2 separate regions of the Homo sapiens genome follow, and region 2 is linked to region 1. Evidence: read pairs that join two places in POLR2A ChIA-PET (ENCODE). Cell type or tissue: PC-9. All regions are shown on one strand. Each heading gives the region's core, and the rest is flanking DNA. Links, peaks and the distances in the headings are about the cores only. Region 1 holds the start of RBFOX2 (RNA binding fox-1 homolog 2). Region 2 overlaps RBFOX2 (RNA binding fox-1 homolog 2).

The links. ChIA-PET counts read pairs that join two places held together with the same protein. Peaks named below come from ENCODE experiments on the same cell type or tissue, not always from the same donor. Only the 100,000 strongest peaks of a DNase experiment are listed, where the experiment ranks them.
Region 2: POLR2A ChIA-PET joins it to region 1 with 12 read pairs; 3 of 35 experiments call an interaction of 5 or more read pairs at or near these places.

The regions. Positions count from the first base shown.
Region 1 is chr22:36,024,338-36,032,675 of GRCh38, forward strand. It overlaps RBFOX2 (RNA binding fox-1 homolog 2), which reads right to left and starts at 4,487. Exons shown (of 14, transcript NM_001349999.2): 1 at 3,903-4,487. The coding sequence starts at 4,088. RefSeq lists a silencer at 4,653-4,722. In PC-9, for the core only: no CTCF peak of the experiment used is centred there; a DNase peak (open chromatin) is centred at 4,704; H3K4me3 peaks cover 3,356 bases; H3K27ac peaks cover 1,898 bases.
Region 2 is chr22:35,810,865-35,819,202 of GRCh38, forward strand. The region is part of intron 2 of RBFOX2 (RNA binding fox-1 homolog 2); the gene reads right to left. Among named protein-coding and RNA genes, the nearest start is that of APOL5, 97 kb to the left of the region's middle. In PC-9, for the core only: no CTCF peak of the experiment used is centred there; no DNase peak of the experiment used is centred there.

The DNA of each region.
Region 1 (8,338 bases), core at 59-8,058:
ATAAAAGATGACACACAATTAAGCATCAATATACCAAGAGGCAAGAGTAGGATCGGAATGGTGTGAACTAAGCTGTCAGGGAAGGCTTCACAAAAGGAGTTAGAAAACGTGTTAAGAAAACAGGCCAGGTGCAGTGGCTCATGCCTGTAATCTCAGCACTTTGGGAGGCCAACGCAGGCGATCACCTGAGGTCAGGAGTTCGAGACCAGCCTGGCCAACATGGTGAAACCTCATCTCTACTATAAATACAAAAATTAGCGGGGTGTGGTGGCACATGCCTGTAATCCCAGCTACTCAGGAGGCTGAGGCATAAGAATTGCTTGAACCCAGGAGGCAGAGGTTGCAGTGAGCTGAGATCAAGCCACTGCACTCCAGCCTGGGCAACAGTGAGACTCCATCTCAAAAAAAAAGAAAAAAAAGACGTGTACTTTAAGACAAACCCACATACCCAAAACACTGGCTACGATAAGATTTTTTTTATTTTTTTGAGACAGATTTTCGCTCTTGTTGCCCAGCCTGGAGTGCAATGGCGCAACCTCAGCTAACTGCAACCTCCGCCTCCCGAGTTCAAGTGATTCTCCTGCCTCAGCCTCCCTAGTAGCTGGGATTACAGGCGCCTGCCACCACGCCTGGCTAATTTTTTGTATTTTTAGTAGAGACGGGTTTCACTATGTTGGCCAGGCTGGTCTCGAACTCCTGATCTCAGGCGATCCACCCGCCTCAGTCTCCCAAAGTGCTGGGATTACAGGCGTGAGCCACTGCGCCCGGCTAAGATTTTTAAAGTGTGTATTTACATAGGGCCTATAGATATTTCTAAACCACTGATACCATCTCCTAAGACTACCTGCCCTTGCTCTCTCTGCTCCAGCTATTAATACATTGGTCTCCTGTTTCCAAACAAACCAAGCAGTCTTTCTCAATGCCTGTGCACCCTCACCTCCTCTACCTGAACCCTCTTTCCGAAAGCATCTGAATGGCCCATTACCTCACTTCACTCATAGGCCATCTATCTTAAAGCCCTTCCGTAACCATCTTCATTCTCTCCCTTTCCATCTCTCCCTTTCCCTGCTTTTTCTTTTTAGCCCTTATCACCACACAATTATAGTTGTTGATTTATTAGATGTCTCTTTCCATTCAATATTAGTTCCATGACAGCAAGGGTTTTTTGTTGTTGTTGTTCACTATTATATCTCTTAGGGTTAAAACAGTGCCTGGGATGTAGCAGCTGCTTAATAAATGTTAGTTCAATGAATAAACATTAAGTATATTCATGTAATACTCTCACACTTCTTTAAAAATGCACGCTTCTTTAAAAAAAACTTTTCGCCCATTTGTCTCCCCACATAGATTGCATGCACCTTAAGGACAGTGAACTGGACTTATAACTTTTAGAAGGTAACTTAGAACTTGGCCGGGTGCGGTGCCTCACACCTGTAATCCCAGCACTTTGGGAGGCCGAGGTGGGTGGATTACAAGGGAAATCATCTTGTACACATACTTTATTTTACAACTAAGGAAAACAGAGGCCCCAAAATGAAAGATTTCTGCAGAACCATTCAGCTAGTTGAAGGCAGGGCCTAAATCAATGATTTGAATACCTGTATGACATAGGGGAATGGACCTACAACAATGGGAATGTATAGAAGGCCGGGTGTGGTGGCTCACACCTGTAATCCCAACATTTTGGGAGGCTGAGGTGGGTGAATCACCTGAGGTCAGGAGTTCGAGACCAGCCTGGCCAACCTGGTGAAACCCCCTCTCTACTAAAAATAAGAAAAATTAGCTGGGCATGGTGGCAGACGCCTGTAATCCCATCTACTCAGGAAGCTGAGGCAGGAGAATCCCTTGAACCCAGAGGTGGAGGTGGAGGTGGAGGTTGCAGTGAGCCGAGATCGTGCCATTGCACTCCAGCCTGGGCAAAAAAAAAAAAAAGAGAATGTATAGAAAGAAAATAAAATACAAGAAGTGAAAAAAGGATTCTCGGAGGGATAACTCTCAGCTGCCAATTTGTACCCCCAAGGACCTAACCACTCTTTCCTCTGCACACCCCTGCGAAGTCCCTACACACTGCTCCATTTCCAAATATCACTATCTTTAGCCAGTTTGAAGGCAACCAACAGATAATAGGCCCCAGGAGTAAATGAGGGAAAGGGACGGGGGTCTCACTATTAACTAGGATTGACAGAAATGATAAATGAATACATACACACACACACACACACACACACACACACACCAAGTAGAACCTGCTCACCAGCACCTACATCCAGTCTTCCCTCCTTATCATCCAATATTAGCTCACCTCACCTGAAGTCTCCCACATTCCTGTCTTTTTTGCCATGGCCCTGAGCTTTTACTTCTCACAATCCCTCTGCCTGACAGAGTTCTAATGGAAAATAAAAGCAGGCAAACAAAACAAAAGAATTCAAAAATAAACACCAAGAGGGTCACTTTACCTAAATCAACAGAAGTAACAGGGTAAACTCTGCAAAGGAGACCAAGAAGCATACAACAAACATGCTAGGCTTAAGTACAGCTCTGTCCCTAACACAGGAAGTCAGGCAGAGGCTTGAAAAGCAGGGAGCAGAGCACAGGAAGTCTTTTAGCACTGCAGAGATTTCCAAGAGTGGTGTAATGGAGACAGCACAGGAATAGGAATTAGAAGACCAGGCTTCTAGTTCTAGTTTTACTATTAGCTAACTGGGTGGCCTTACCCAAGTCACCATCTTCTCTGGACTTCTGATTCCCCATCTATAAAATAAGGTGGTTAAAACAAGCTGGGACTTGAATCTCCTCCAAAAAAAACAAAGATGAAAACTATTGACTCTCCTCCACCAAAAAGTGCACATCACCTACTATGAGTAAGAATCTTCCAAGTCTTCCCAGGTTAAGAACCCCTGGAAAAGATGATGTCTAGTCCTCCTAGCATCCCTCTAACATCCTATGACTCCGAGAGAATTAGGCACAAGTCTGCACAACTGTTGGTAGGTGAGACTCATCATGTCATAGCAGTATTTTCTGGGCAAAGACCAAATCGTAAAACCTCCAAAGGTTTCAAGGTCTTCTTCAAAACTATGAAGTCAGCTGACATCAATACCTTTCCCATTCCCTACCCAAATTAACCACGTTTATCTTTCAATCCAGAATTGAGAATCCAGTCTTCTAATAGCCCTATAAAAAAATTTTTTTTATAGCCCGGGACATTAAAGAGCTATTTTGTGTCCTGGTGATGTAGAATGCAATTGGCAAAGAACAGGAGGGACATGTCTAGTGTCTCCCTTCAGACTCATTAGTATGCTCCACAAAGTAAATGAGACTGAGCACCACCGTGTCCCCATAACATTACCAAACTCCTTGTACTTCTCACACTCTGTGTGATTTAACCCACAATCTCAGCCACATCCCCTCGGGGCTCTCTCGAGGAGTTTTCTTTTCACTCCTCTCATTGAAATGCCACTTCTCTTCCCCATCCCAGCGTGTGCCCAGGGCTGCCAAAAGGTACTCCCTCTTCTCGGGAGGTTTCCCACCAGATCTCCTTTTCCTCGACTCAGTCCAGAGAAGCCAGGATTTCCCGGCTTCCACTCCACCCCAAGGCACTAAGGAAGGATTTGAAAAAATGGAATCCATCTCAACCTTGTTCGATTTCCCCCCAAAACCTATCCACTCGTCGTGCCTCCTGGCCCCTCAGGAATCAGGACCCTCTCGGGCACACCAGGTTCAGTCCTGCAACCTTCGTTCCTAGCCCGAGCTCGCCCCACCTTCCAACCAGGCCCCGAATGGCCCCCCATCCCACCTCCAACCCAGGACTCCCGGAGGCCCTCCCTCTCTCCAAGCCGGGGAGCCCGGTGTCGACCCTCACGCCCACCCCCGCAATAACTGGGCGCCCCGTCCCGCGCGGTCACCTGCATCCCGCCGCCACCGTCGGCCGCCGCCTCCTCAGTGCGCGGCCGCTTGCTCAGGCCGGGATCGGCTCCGTCTCCTCCCGCTCCGGGCACCGGCAGCTCCAGCTCCGACTCCCGCTTCATGCCCCGGGCGGCGGCGCCGGGCCCGAGCTGAGGCGGCTGATGCGGCTGGGCGCCCTCCGCCATCCGCCCGCGCCCCCCTCGCCTCCGGGAGCCGGGCGACCCGCGACAGGCCACCTCCCCCTGGGCCTCGGCCCCGACTGTCGCGACAGGCGGGCGCGCGCCTGCCCCCGCCCCCGCGTGCGTGCGTGCGTGCGCGCGAGCGGACTCCGCGCCCCTCCGCGCCTCGCGGCCGCCGCTCCTTGCCTGACCGCTTGCTCCCCGCCCGCCCGCCCGCCGGGTTGTCGGCGCGGGGCCACTGGCGGGTCGTGATGAGCACTCGCTCGCGCCCCCGCACGCACACGCGAAACCCGGCCCGGCCCGCCGCGCCGCCCCGCCTCTCGCACTCCCGGAGCTCGCCCACCGGCCGCGCTGGCTCACACTCTCCCTCACAGCACGCCGGCCGAGGGAGGAAGGGGGCGGTCCGGGCTCCCGAGGCGTGGGGAGGGCTGTTTATTTTGGGGGGAGGAGGGGCGCGAGGCAGGAACGAGCTGACTGGCCGGGATCCTCCGACCCGCCACTGTGGCAGCACCGGGAAGGCGGGGAGAGAGAAAGAGGGAGGGAGGGAGGGACCGGGATGTAGAACTCCAGCCCGCGCGGGAGGCTACGGCGAGGGGGGCGGTGGCGGCCCGCGGGGGGGGCGGGGCCAGGCCCCCTCGGCAATCTCCGTAGTCTCCTCGCTGGCTGCCCGAGGGAGGCCGGGAAGCGATCGGGGAAGCTCGGGAATCTCCGGCACGGGCCTGGGATTGTCCTGGAGGCACAGCGCGGCTGGAGTGCGGGGCAGCGCGGGGGGGGCGGGGTCTGTCTCCTTTCTGGGCGGGGCCGTATCCTGGAGCAGGCGGGGCTTGAGAGACCCGAAGGCCAGGGAGTGGCTCCTGCTTGCGGTACTAGTTGTACAGAGTTAAGTCCTGAGTTTACTCGCCTGAGCACCTTGGTTCCCGGAGAGGGAATGGGCACTCTGTGAGAGGCAGGCTATTTGCCTGCTTCCCCTCCCGCAGAAGAAAAAATGTCTCAAATTGGAAGGTCGAGGAATGAAGCCACCCCTCTATGGTTCACCCCAGTTCTGAGAGCTTTTACTCTAATATAACTCACATTCCTAATGAAGTTAGTAATAATACCCGATGTTTGTAAGAGCTTTAGAGTTTGCACAATGCATCCACAGACCCGTTTCAAACTGGTGATATAAGTAGATACCATGATCTCCATTTCATTGATGATGAAACTGAACCTTAGTTAAATCCTGCAGCAAAAAAGTGGCAGATCCGGAATTCAGAACACGAGAACATATTCTCTTTCTTCGTACCTTGCTGCCTGAGGAGCACTTTATGACTTACCAACTTCGTGGAGATAGAGATATCTGTGCAATAGATTCTCTCCCCTACCAGACTGTGAGGACAAGGACTGCAGTGACTTCCTCTGAGTTCCATATCGTGCCCTGTACGTTATAGAAATAAAAGGATATTGCGTGAATAACCTGGATTCTAATCTTGGCTTTGCTAACTAGCTTAAACAAGTTACTTCATCTCTTTGGACCTCAGCTCCATCATTTGTAAAATGAGATGGTTTGGATCAGTGGCTTTCAACCAAGGAGAAATTTTGCCATTCCACCACCTCCACTCCCACATTTGTCAGTGACTGAAGGCATTTTTTTTTTTTTTTTTTTTTTTTTTTTTGAGACAGAGTCTCGCTCTGTCGCCCAGGCTTAAGTGCAGTGGCGCGATCTCGGCTGACTGCAACCTCTGCCTCCTGGGTTCAAGCGATTCTCCTGCCTCAGCCTCCCCAGTAGCTGGGACTACAGGTGTGCGCCACCAACTAATTTTTGTATTTTTAGTAGAGATGGGGTTTCACCATGTTGGCCAGGCTGGTCTCGAACTCCTGACTTCAGGTGATCCGCCTGCCTCGGCCTCCCAAAGTGCTGAGATTACAGGAGTTAGCTGCCGCGCCTGGCCGACTGAAGGCATTTTTGATTGTTACAGTGGGGAGGTGCTGCTGGCATCTAGTGTGTAGAAGCCAGGAATGTTGCTTGACATCCTATCATGCACAGGACGGTCCCCCCAGGAGAGTTATCCAACCCCAAATGTCAATAGTGCGGAGGTTGAGAAACGCTGGGTTAGATGATTTCCAAGGTCATTTCCAACCAGTGTGTGATTTGGCCTTTGAACCTGGGTTTAACCTGGCTGGGGCTGGAACAGTACAACAGTAAAGATCCCTGCTTCAGAGTCAGACCAACCCAGATGAGAACGCAGGCTTCCCACCTCCTGCCCACGTAATCTGGGACCAGTGGTGACTAAGAACTTCCATATAAAAGGTGTTTGGGGATTGCAGACTGGTTGGAAGGGAAGTCGGGAGGACTTGCCTTGAAGGTGAGTTGTTGTATTGAGCATATTGTTTGTATTACTTAGGCTGTGTTATAAATCAGTAAAAATAGCAGAGTTTTAGCTCTGCCACCTGCAAGTCATGATGCCTTGTGACAGCTACTTACCCCCTCTGTGTCTCAGTTTCTTCATCTGCAAATTAGGATAACAATAATACCTTCCTGAAAAGATTATTGTAAGAATTTAATGTTATCACGTTTAGAACTTTGAACGGAATGATTTAGGATAAGCGCTCCATAAGTGTTACAGCTAACACTTATAGCTAACTAATAATAGCTTATTAGTAGTACCATTATCACTTTATTCACTTTTTTTTTTTCAGATGGAGTCTCGCTCTGTCACCCAGACTGGAGTGCAGTGGTGTGATCTCGGCTCACTGCAACCTCCACCTCCTGGGTTCAAGCAATTCTTGTGCCTCAACTTCCCAAGGAGCTGTGATTACAGGCGCCCACCACCACGCCCGGCTAATTTTTTGTATTTTTAGTAGAGACAGGGTTTCACCATGTTGGCCAGGCTGGTCTCGAACTCCTGACCTCAAGTGATTCCCCCCCTTTGGCCTCCCGAAGTACTGGGATTACAGGCATGAACCACCAGGCCTGACCTTTATTCACATTTTAAATGAGAGTGAAAAAACATTCATTGTCAAGATCAAAGAATATCATTATCATTATTATTGGGTTTTTTTTAATTATGTAAGGTGACTTGAGTGGGGCTGCTAGAGATTCACATGCGGCAAGCAAAGCACCCCAGTAACCCCTTGGTGCAACCACTATGCTGGGCAAATTACTTTGTTTCACTAAGCCTTCCATTCCTCATTTGTAGGATAACAATAATAGTCACAGTGTTGTTCTAAGGATTAAATGGGACAAAAGTAAACACTTAGCACAGTGCCTAACATAGTAACTGCTTAATAGGTGGTAATTATTCATCAACTAATTTGGTTAGTGATACAGTAAGCTTAACCAGGGGCCTTGGAAAGAGAAGCCTTAAACAACTTCTTCTTCTTCTTCTTCTTTCTTCTTTCTTCTTTCTTCTTTCTTCTTTCTTCTTTCTTCTTCTTTCTTCTTCTTCTTCTTCTTTTTTTTGAGACAGGATCTCACTGTCTCCCAGGCTGGAGTGCAGTGGCCCAATCTCAGCTCACTGCAACCCCCGCCTCCCAGATTCAAGCGATTCTCCTGCCTCAGCCTGCCAAGTAGCTGGGATTAGAGTCACGCACCACCATGCCCAGCTAACTTTGTGTATTTTTAGCAGAGACAGGGTTTCACCATGTTGGTCAGGCTGGTCTCAAACTCTTGGCCTCAACTGATCCTCCCGCCTCAGCCTCCCAAAGTGCTGGGATTACAGGCGTGAGCCACCACGCCCAGCCCTGACACATCTCTTAGTATTATTATTTGGACCACCAAGGTGGAAGTCCAAGTGCCTACAAGCTTGTTCTTGTGCTGAATTAGCCCCAACCTAAGTCAGCGGTTTCCACTTGGCAGTACCCCACAACCTGATCCTGTTCAACCAAGCAGTATGGCTTTGAGGGATAACCAGGATATTTCCTGGTGGCCTATGAAACAACAGCGGGTTTTGTCTTTTTTTTTTTTTTCTTTAACCTAGGGACATCAGCAGTTGGTCTTCTGAAATTTTTACTTATTGAACTGGTAGCATAAGAATTCTCCCTTCCCAACTGGGCATGGTGGCTCACACCTGTAATCCCAGCACTTTAGGAGGCCGAAGCGGGCAGATCACTTGAGGTCAGGAGTTCAAGACCAGACTGGGCAAAATGGTGAAACCCCATTTCTACTAAAAATACAAAAAATTTAGCCAGGTGTGGTGACAGCTGCCTGTAATCCCAGCTACTCAAGAGGCTGAGCCAGTAGAATTGCTTGAATCTGGAAGGCAGAGGTTGCAGTGAGC
Region 2 (8,338 bases), core at 180-8,179, 210 kb before region 1:
ATAAACATATATTACTTTTGTAATAAAACCTATACAAATATATTGTTTTTAATACTAAAGAGAATGACAAAAAATATATCATCAATAAGGGGAAGCCAATATTCTGAAACACTGAATTACTGTGTTACTCTTAAGAGAATGGTAGTGACCTACCTTGAAACAAAAATTCATAACTCTCTTCCATTTAAAAGTTAAACAACTTCAAAATTCAGCTGTCTCCAATGTCCAAGAATCATTTCTACTTGGTAATAAAAACTGCTTTACACAATAGTGGTGAAAGAAAAAAGGCAGAGAATTGGGGGTGGGGGGCTGCCACAGTCTAGATAAAAAGTGATGAACTGATTACAGTTATCAGTGGGAAGGGGCAGAGTCATAGACTGAGTTGTGCTCAGTCTCCAACCCGTATGTTGAAGTTCTAACCCTCAGTACCTCAAAATGTCACTGTTTTTAAAGATAAGGTCTTTAAAAAGGTAATTAAAGTGATGTCATGAGGGTGGGCCTTAATCCAATTGGAGTGGTGTCCTTATAAGAAAAGGGAATGTGGATACAGACACATACAGAGGGAGGCCCATGTGAAGACACAGAGCATGACCATCTACAAGCCAACAAAAAAGACATCAGAAGAAACCAACCCTGCTGACACCCTGATCTTGCACTTCTAGCCTCCAGAATGGTAAGAAAATACATTGCTATATTGTTATGTAATACTTTCTTATGGCAGCCCTTGCAAACTGGTAAAGGCAGGAATGAAGATTCTGTAACAGAAATTAATAATAAAAATAAAAATAAATTGCTTTACATAAAAATTTTCCTGCTATTGGACATAATGGTTCATGCCCTTGTAATCCCAGCACTTTGGGAGGCTGAGATGGGAGGACTGCCTGCGGCTAGGAGTTCAAGATCAGCCTGGCCAACACAAAGAGACCCTGTCTCTAGAAAAACTTTAAAAAATTAGCTGGGCATGGTGGTATGTGTAGTCCCAGCTACTTGTGAGGCTGAGAAAGGAGGACTGCTTGAGCCCAGGAGCTGGAGGCTGCAGTGAGCCATGATTGCATCACCCTAGCCTGGGCAACAGAAAGACCACGTCTCTTAAGGGAAAAAAAAAAAAAAAAAAGGCTGGGTGTGGTGGCTCACTTCTGTAATCCCAGCACCTTGTGAGGCTGAGGCGGGCAGATCACTTGAGGTCAGGAGTTCAATACCAGCCTGGCCAACATGGTGAAACTCCATCCCTATTAAAAATACAAAAATTAGCCAAGCATGGTGCCAAATGCCTTTAATCTCAGATATCTTGGAAGCTGAGGCAGGAGAATCGCTTGAACTCAGGAGGAGGACATTGCAGTGAACTGACATCGCTGCCATTAAACTCTAGCCCGGGCAACAGAGTGAGTGAGACTCCATCTCAAAAGATAGAAAAAAAAAAAAACCCCTCTCTTTAGTTCTTAGAAAATATGTTATGAAAACTTTAAATTTTTTTGGAAAAAGTCTATCTTCGTCACCCATCACCATATAACTTCTTTACGTTATTTCTAGGTTAGGATAGTTTTTATGATGTCTTTATAGCTATTCTGGGCATCTGACGAGAGATATAAAATAGTTATCTCCCTTCCCCTTCAAATTATTCAATGCTCTATCTCTCTGTCTCTCTCTAGCCATATGAAACATACTGCTTCAGAAGCCCTCGCTGAATCTACTGGCCTGAAGACAGACATGAAAAAGAATTGAATTGGAATTCAGGTGGACTGGTGAATGAAACACAATAAGAGCACCAAAGGTCTTATGCCCACATCAGGCATAAATATAATCTCACAGGAATCCATAAGAAAGTTCTACTAAATAATTGGTAAAAGCTAAAAGATAGAGTTTTCAAGTTAGGATTAACAAGGCCAAGGCGACTTTCTCCTGCTCTGACACTGCTCCTTTCAGCCTCCTCGTTTTACTCCAGCCTCCATTCTCCACCCCAGCCTGCTGGGAATGAGACTCTGGCACACAAGTACACAGTATGAATTCTCTCACAGCGTTATTCTCAACAGGGCTGACTCAGATAACTGAATAAACACATCAATTAGCAGTGGGAGATGGGGAGAAAGGTAAAAACATTTCCTGCAATCCACTTGTAGCCTAGGCACTAGGCGTTTTACAGAAATGCAAGCCAGGCAGAGGCTCTGTTTTCCTAGAGGGGTTATGTACCTCCCTTAAGAGGTCAAGAAGAAATTCTTAGTGGATTATTTTGTTACTTACAGAAATTTCTTTTAAAATTTTTGTTAAAAATGTAACAACAATTGTTTATATATTAAGGGAATGAAATTGGGATAGGAGTGATTTAACATTTTCTCTCATATAGCATGCAATGTCTGAATATTTCCCCAAGTATACATTATTAAAAATGTCAAATGGTTTCAGATTTGTATTAAATTTCCAGGCCATATTCCAAAGTTCTATGCTCAGAAGAGAAGTACAACAGCCTTCAGCAAACTATGAGATAACAGTTCACATGAGTATTTCTAGGTATGAATTTACCTCTATACTTATATAAAAATGTTTTGTTTCTATTACCAGAGGCTAAGCTGCTTAAGTATATCTCATCTGAGAAAAGAAATTACTAGCTTTCTCTTTAGTCCACAAGGCTAGACAGAATAGCTCTTTTCCCTAACCTAGCAATTTATAAACTTTCTTCTGTTTCCAGTTAAAAGTAATTCCTTCCTTTCCTATATTCTTATAACATTTAGCTTGCATCCCCTATAAGACATTGAAATCTAAAGCCTCATACTTAGCAAACGTAAATATGTATTTTAACTCCCCTATTAGATTAAAAGGCTCATTATGATGGGTGGAGACAGTCCTGTACAATGTAGAATCCCACATCGTACATAATAAATATGAAGTGTTAAACATTTATGAAATAGAGGAAGACTGAGATAGAAAGTCAGGTGTGTGCACATTACAGCAAACTGCTTTGTTGGGCTAGAGAGCATAACAAGGGATAACACAGAGTGAAACAAGTGTTGGTATCTTGGGTTGATATCAAACTGGAGTGCAGGGATGGGAAAGTAGAAGTGGGGAAGCATTAGGAAAGCAAAGAATCAACATTTACATGCTTGTGCTTTATGCACTTAATTTCCTTCTGTCTTACAAACACAGGCTTTAAGAGTTGTTGACCAGCTGTGAGTGAAAATCAAATGTAACTATTAATTTCTGAGTTGAGAATGATGTCTTTCTCTTTTAAACCACAGATAGTAACAGAGGCGATACATATTATATACAGCCTTTTGGTGTACAATGTGAAATATGCTAAATGTTTTCATTCTGAATTCAAACATACAGTTGTCCCTTCATATCTGCAGGTAATTGGTTCCAGGAACCTCCCAGCCCCCGCCCACCACAGATGCCAAAATCCTTGGATACTCAAGCCCTTTATATAAAATGGCATAGTATTTGCATATAACCTACTTACACACATCCTCTTGTGTACTTTAAATCATCTCTATATTACTTATAATACCTAGTACAATGTAAATGTTATGTAAATAGTTGTTATGCTGTAGTGTTTAGAAAATAATGACAAGGCCCTGCATGGTGGCTCATGCCTGTAATTCCAGATCTTTGGGAGGCTGAGGAGGGAGGATCACTTGAGCCCAGGAGTTTGAGACCAACCTAGGCAACATAGTGGGATCCTGTCTCCACAAAAAATTTTTAAAAATTAGCTGGGCATGGTAGCATGTGCCTGTAGTCCCAGTTGCTCAGGAGGCTGAGACAAGAGGATCACTTGAGCTTGGGAGATAGAGGCTGTGGCGAGCTATGATTATGGCACTGCATTCCAGCCTGGGCGACAGAGTGGAACCCTGTCTCAAAAAAAAAAAAAAAAAAAAAAAAAAGAAAAGAAAAGAAAAAAGTGTCAAGAAAAAAGAGTCTGGTCAGGCCAGTGGCTCACAGCTGTAATCCTAATGCTTTGGGAGGCCAAGGAGGGAGGATCTCTTGAGCTCAGGAGTTTGAGACCAACCTGGGCAATGGGAGACCCTGTCTCCTAAAAAGAAACAATGTCTGTACATGTTTAGTACAGACACAGTCATCCAATTTCCCACCCTAATTTTTCAATCCGCAGCTACTTGAATCCACAGATGCAGAACCCGTGGCTATGGACAGACAACTATAGTATTACAGTCGTCAAACAGGAACCCATTCAACAGTCTATTGCCTTACCCACAGCAATCTCAGAGGTTCAATCATCACCTACCGACAGGTGACTTTCAGTGTTTTTTCTAGGTCCAACCATGTGCCTTCTCCCCAGTTTACATGGAATGTAGTAAAACAGAAGAAAGCATGAACCTAAAAGTCAGACTTGAGTTTAAATTCCAATTATACCACTTACCAGATGGGTTGTTTACTTCAGAGGTGGGTGTGAAAATTAATTGAGAGAGCAGGTGAAACTGTTTTGTTACTGATTCTTTAGCATATTTTCTGTTCCTACTGAATTATTCTGAATATTATTTAAAACCTATGCACAGTACTGTAAGAGAACACAGAAATGACCCAAAATATAATTGTCTTCATATTTCTAGGATAACTAAAGTCTATGTAATCTTTGAGAGAGAAGGGTGTATTTTTGTTTATATCTTCTCATTTATTCCTCAACTTCATTCTAATTTTCTCAGTTTGGTCACCTTGAGTCCCACTTATATACATAAACTGCTATTGTATTGCTTCTAATCAACAGGCTGCAAATCCTAAAAGCTTCTCAATTCCCATACCACATATATGGTCAGAATGGATCATGCACACAAACAGATCAATATTAATTTTATTCACACCATCATAAAAGAATCACTTCATTATTTTGGTAGAGCATATTCTCACCAGTTTATTACCACTGACAATGTCACTAATAGTTTTTCTAGTGCTATTTATAAATGGAAATTAATTTTCTAGGATTATAATACAAATAAAATGTTTTTACTTTTAAGTATTTTTACAAATTATATCATTTTGATCCCTTGGGATTTGCTTAGATGGGCTCAGATTTCAAACTCTATTTGCCTTTGTTTAAAAAAAAAGAGTACCTAGGCAAAGGCCTGTCATTCTCAGATCTGGTACTAAAAGCAGTGGCTTCTGCCCAGCTGTCTGTGACAAGAGGAAAATAACAGCTATATAACTGTTCTCTCAGAAAGATAAGAAGACAACACTGGATTTAAAATCATCTAGGATCCGTTTTTTTAAAAAAATTAACTCTGTAGAAGAACAGACCAGGAAAATCCAGATAAATAAATCAGATAAACACATACAAAGACAAAACAATGCTCATTTGCAAGACTTAAAGCAAAATTACTCTAGATTCTTAACTTACACAAATACTTAAATCCCAAATCTCCTTCCTTCAGTATCTAAAATATTCTCGTTTTTTGTTTTGTTTTGTTTTGTTTTTAAGTCTAAAGACAACCAAGCTATTGAACTGTTCTTAACTTTTTTTTTAAACTACCATAACCTAGAGGAGAGCTGTAGGGTAGAATTGTTTTGCTTTTCTCACCTCAAGAAAGTTTCACAATTTTGAGCACCCAGAGCAGACAAAAGTGTTAAGTGTCTAATAATCCTGAATACATTTCTGGTAAGTTAGGTAAAAGTAATACATTTTCTCTTTTACAATACATCTGAACTACACTCAGAGCCATAAGATGTTAGGCAACTTGTAGGTAAATGTGATGTTGAGAGGAAAAATCTATACAATGAAATCTCCATGTAGTCTCCAAATATTTACCTTCAGGTTGAATTCTAAGAGTTCGCTTTTCACTTGGTTGTCTGGAACTTACTGAATGGCCAAGATCCCAAGGAAGCTCATGGAAACAGATTCAATGATTATATAATAAGGATTACTGTAATAAAAACCAATCGCCATTGAAGTATTAGTTTAAGAAAAAAATGTCTAATTTCGGGTAAGGAGTTCAGACACACCCATTCCTGCTTCAGTCTCAACAGTAAGATGCAGTAAGAAACTACTTCCATACAACCCAGCTCCTCACACCTACCAACTCATCTTTTACCTTGTTCTTTGAAAGCAAAGATGACCATATTTTATTGCGTATAACACCCATTCAGGGAACATATTTAAAAATGCACATGTCAAGATCCTTTCCCCATAGATTAGGATTCAGTGGGTTGGAACAGGACCCTGGTACTTACTGGTGTAGATGGTTTGGGTCCCACATTCTGAGAAACACTGACTTAGAGGCTTTGGCTGGCAAAATGGGAGAGAATTATGGTTACAGCATGCCTCCAGGACATGTCCTGAAGCATCTACACCTTTAGAAGAACAGAGTCAGTTAAGAGATTAAAGAGGGCATAGAGGCTAGGCCCCATGGCTCCCAAGGTAATTCCAGCACCTTGGGAGGCTGAGGCATGCAGATCACATGAGGTCAGGAGTTCAAGACCAGCCTGGCCAACGTGGTGAAACTCCATCTCTACTAAAAATACAAAAACAGCCAGGTGTGATGGTGCACGTCTGTAATCCCAGCTACCTGGGAGGCTGAAGCACGAGAATCACTTGAACATCGGAGGCAGAGGTTGCAGTGAGCCAAGATCGCGCCACTGCACTCCAGCCTGGACAACAGAGTAAGACTTTGTCTCAAAATAAATAAATAAATAAATAAATAAATAAATAAAAAGAGAGCATAGATGATGAGAGGAAGGCAACAGTGGCTATAAATGTAAGTTTCCTAAAAGTAGAGGGTTACCTTCTTATATGGAACCTGCAGCTAAGAGAATAAACACTAGTTGTTTTCTAAAGTGCAAATCTACTGAAATGTAGGCCTCACAATGGATCCTTCTTTTAGCGTGGGTATAACTAAAGAATCAGGACCAAAAGATGAGTGTGCTGCAGTCATGTAAGGGGGCGTTGGAATTCAGGAACACGACCAGTACAATCTTGAGCTCTTATAAACAGACAATTAATAAAATAAATTTTTAAAAAACCAGGCAATACAATATAAATCCTTGCTTAGAATACCAATAAATGACACAAGCTGGTATATGTAAATTTAAGGGCAGTTACAGGCTTGGCCAACAAGAATATTGTAAACTTGCCTCCAAATCACTTGTCAACACACACACACACACACACACACACACACACACACCCCTCTTCTGAATTACTCAGAGGGAAAAGCCAGTCCGGTCTTTCCCTTGAGGCTGAGTTTTGAAATCTCACAGCAATGAATATTTAAACAGGAAAATAAATATTTCAGAACAAAGTCATTCAAACCTATAGTCTATTAGGTGAAAAGCAACAAACCCTGTAATAGTCTTAATATTTCCAACCTCTTAAAAGCTCTTTCCTCTATTTCTCCTTAAACAAGTATTTAGAACCTCAAACATTCATGAATCATGTCTTCCACTGGCAACAACAGACAGCAAGAACTACTCTGGTTCAGCTACCTGCTTCTTTGGAAATGGAAGGCCCTTACAATTAATAGTTAACTGTCTGTTCTATTCAATGTAAATATTCTATTCCAATGGATTTACACAATCCATGGAAAATTATTCTTTTTCTCAACCAAACTTTTCACTACAATCTAAATTAATTTATTATTTTGTCATCATGGACAATTAAGTTTGCATCTTCCATATGCTAAACTGGAATAGCCTTAAAAATAGGCCAGGTGGCATTGCTCACACCTGTAATCCCAGCACTTTGGAAGGCCGGGGTGGGAGGACTGCTTGAGGCCAGGAGTTCAAGACCAGCCTGGGCAACATAGCGAGACCCTATCTCTACAAAAAAAATTTTTTTAAATAGCCAGGTGTGGTGGCATGCACCTGTAGTACTACCTACTCAGGGGGCTGAGGTGAGAGGACCACTTGAGCCCAGGAGTTTGAGGATGCAGTGAGCCTAGATCACACCACTGTACTCCATCCTGAGCAACAGAGAGAGACCATGTCTCTAAGGAAAAAACAAAACAAAGAAATAGATGTCACTCAGGTTCCAAATAAAACACTGGCAAAGTAGTAGAGTGTCTTCTGAATTACAAAATATTTAATTATGCTTTATAAATTTTGTTGGGTATTCTGTTGTAGTCTACCTCTTTAAAATAGAAAATTCACATGATATACATATAGTAACAGAGAAAAATTTTCCCTATCCCTTTCCCAGAACAAAACACATTTTGTCTACAACCATGGTTACATGGTGGCTTATATATTCTTTAATCATTTAACAAGTAAAGTCCCTAAGTCAACCAGGGACTGAATCATAAACGTCTTCATCATAGCTTCCTCACCAAATGAAGTGATGATGAGCATATAGGAAGTGCCCTTTAGAAAATGCCTGGTAATTGAATTAACCAGGTAATTGAATACC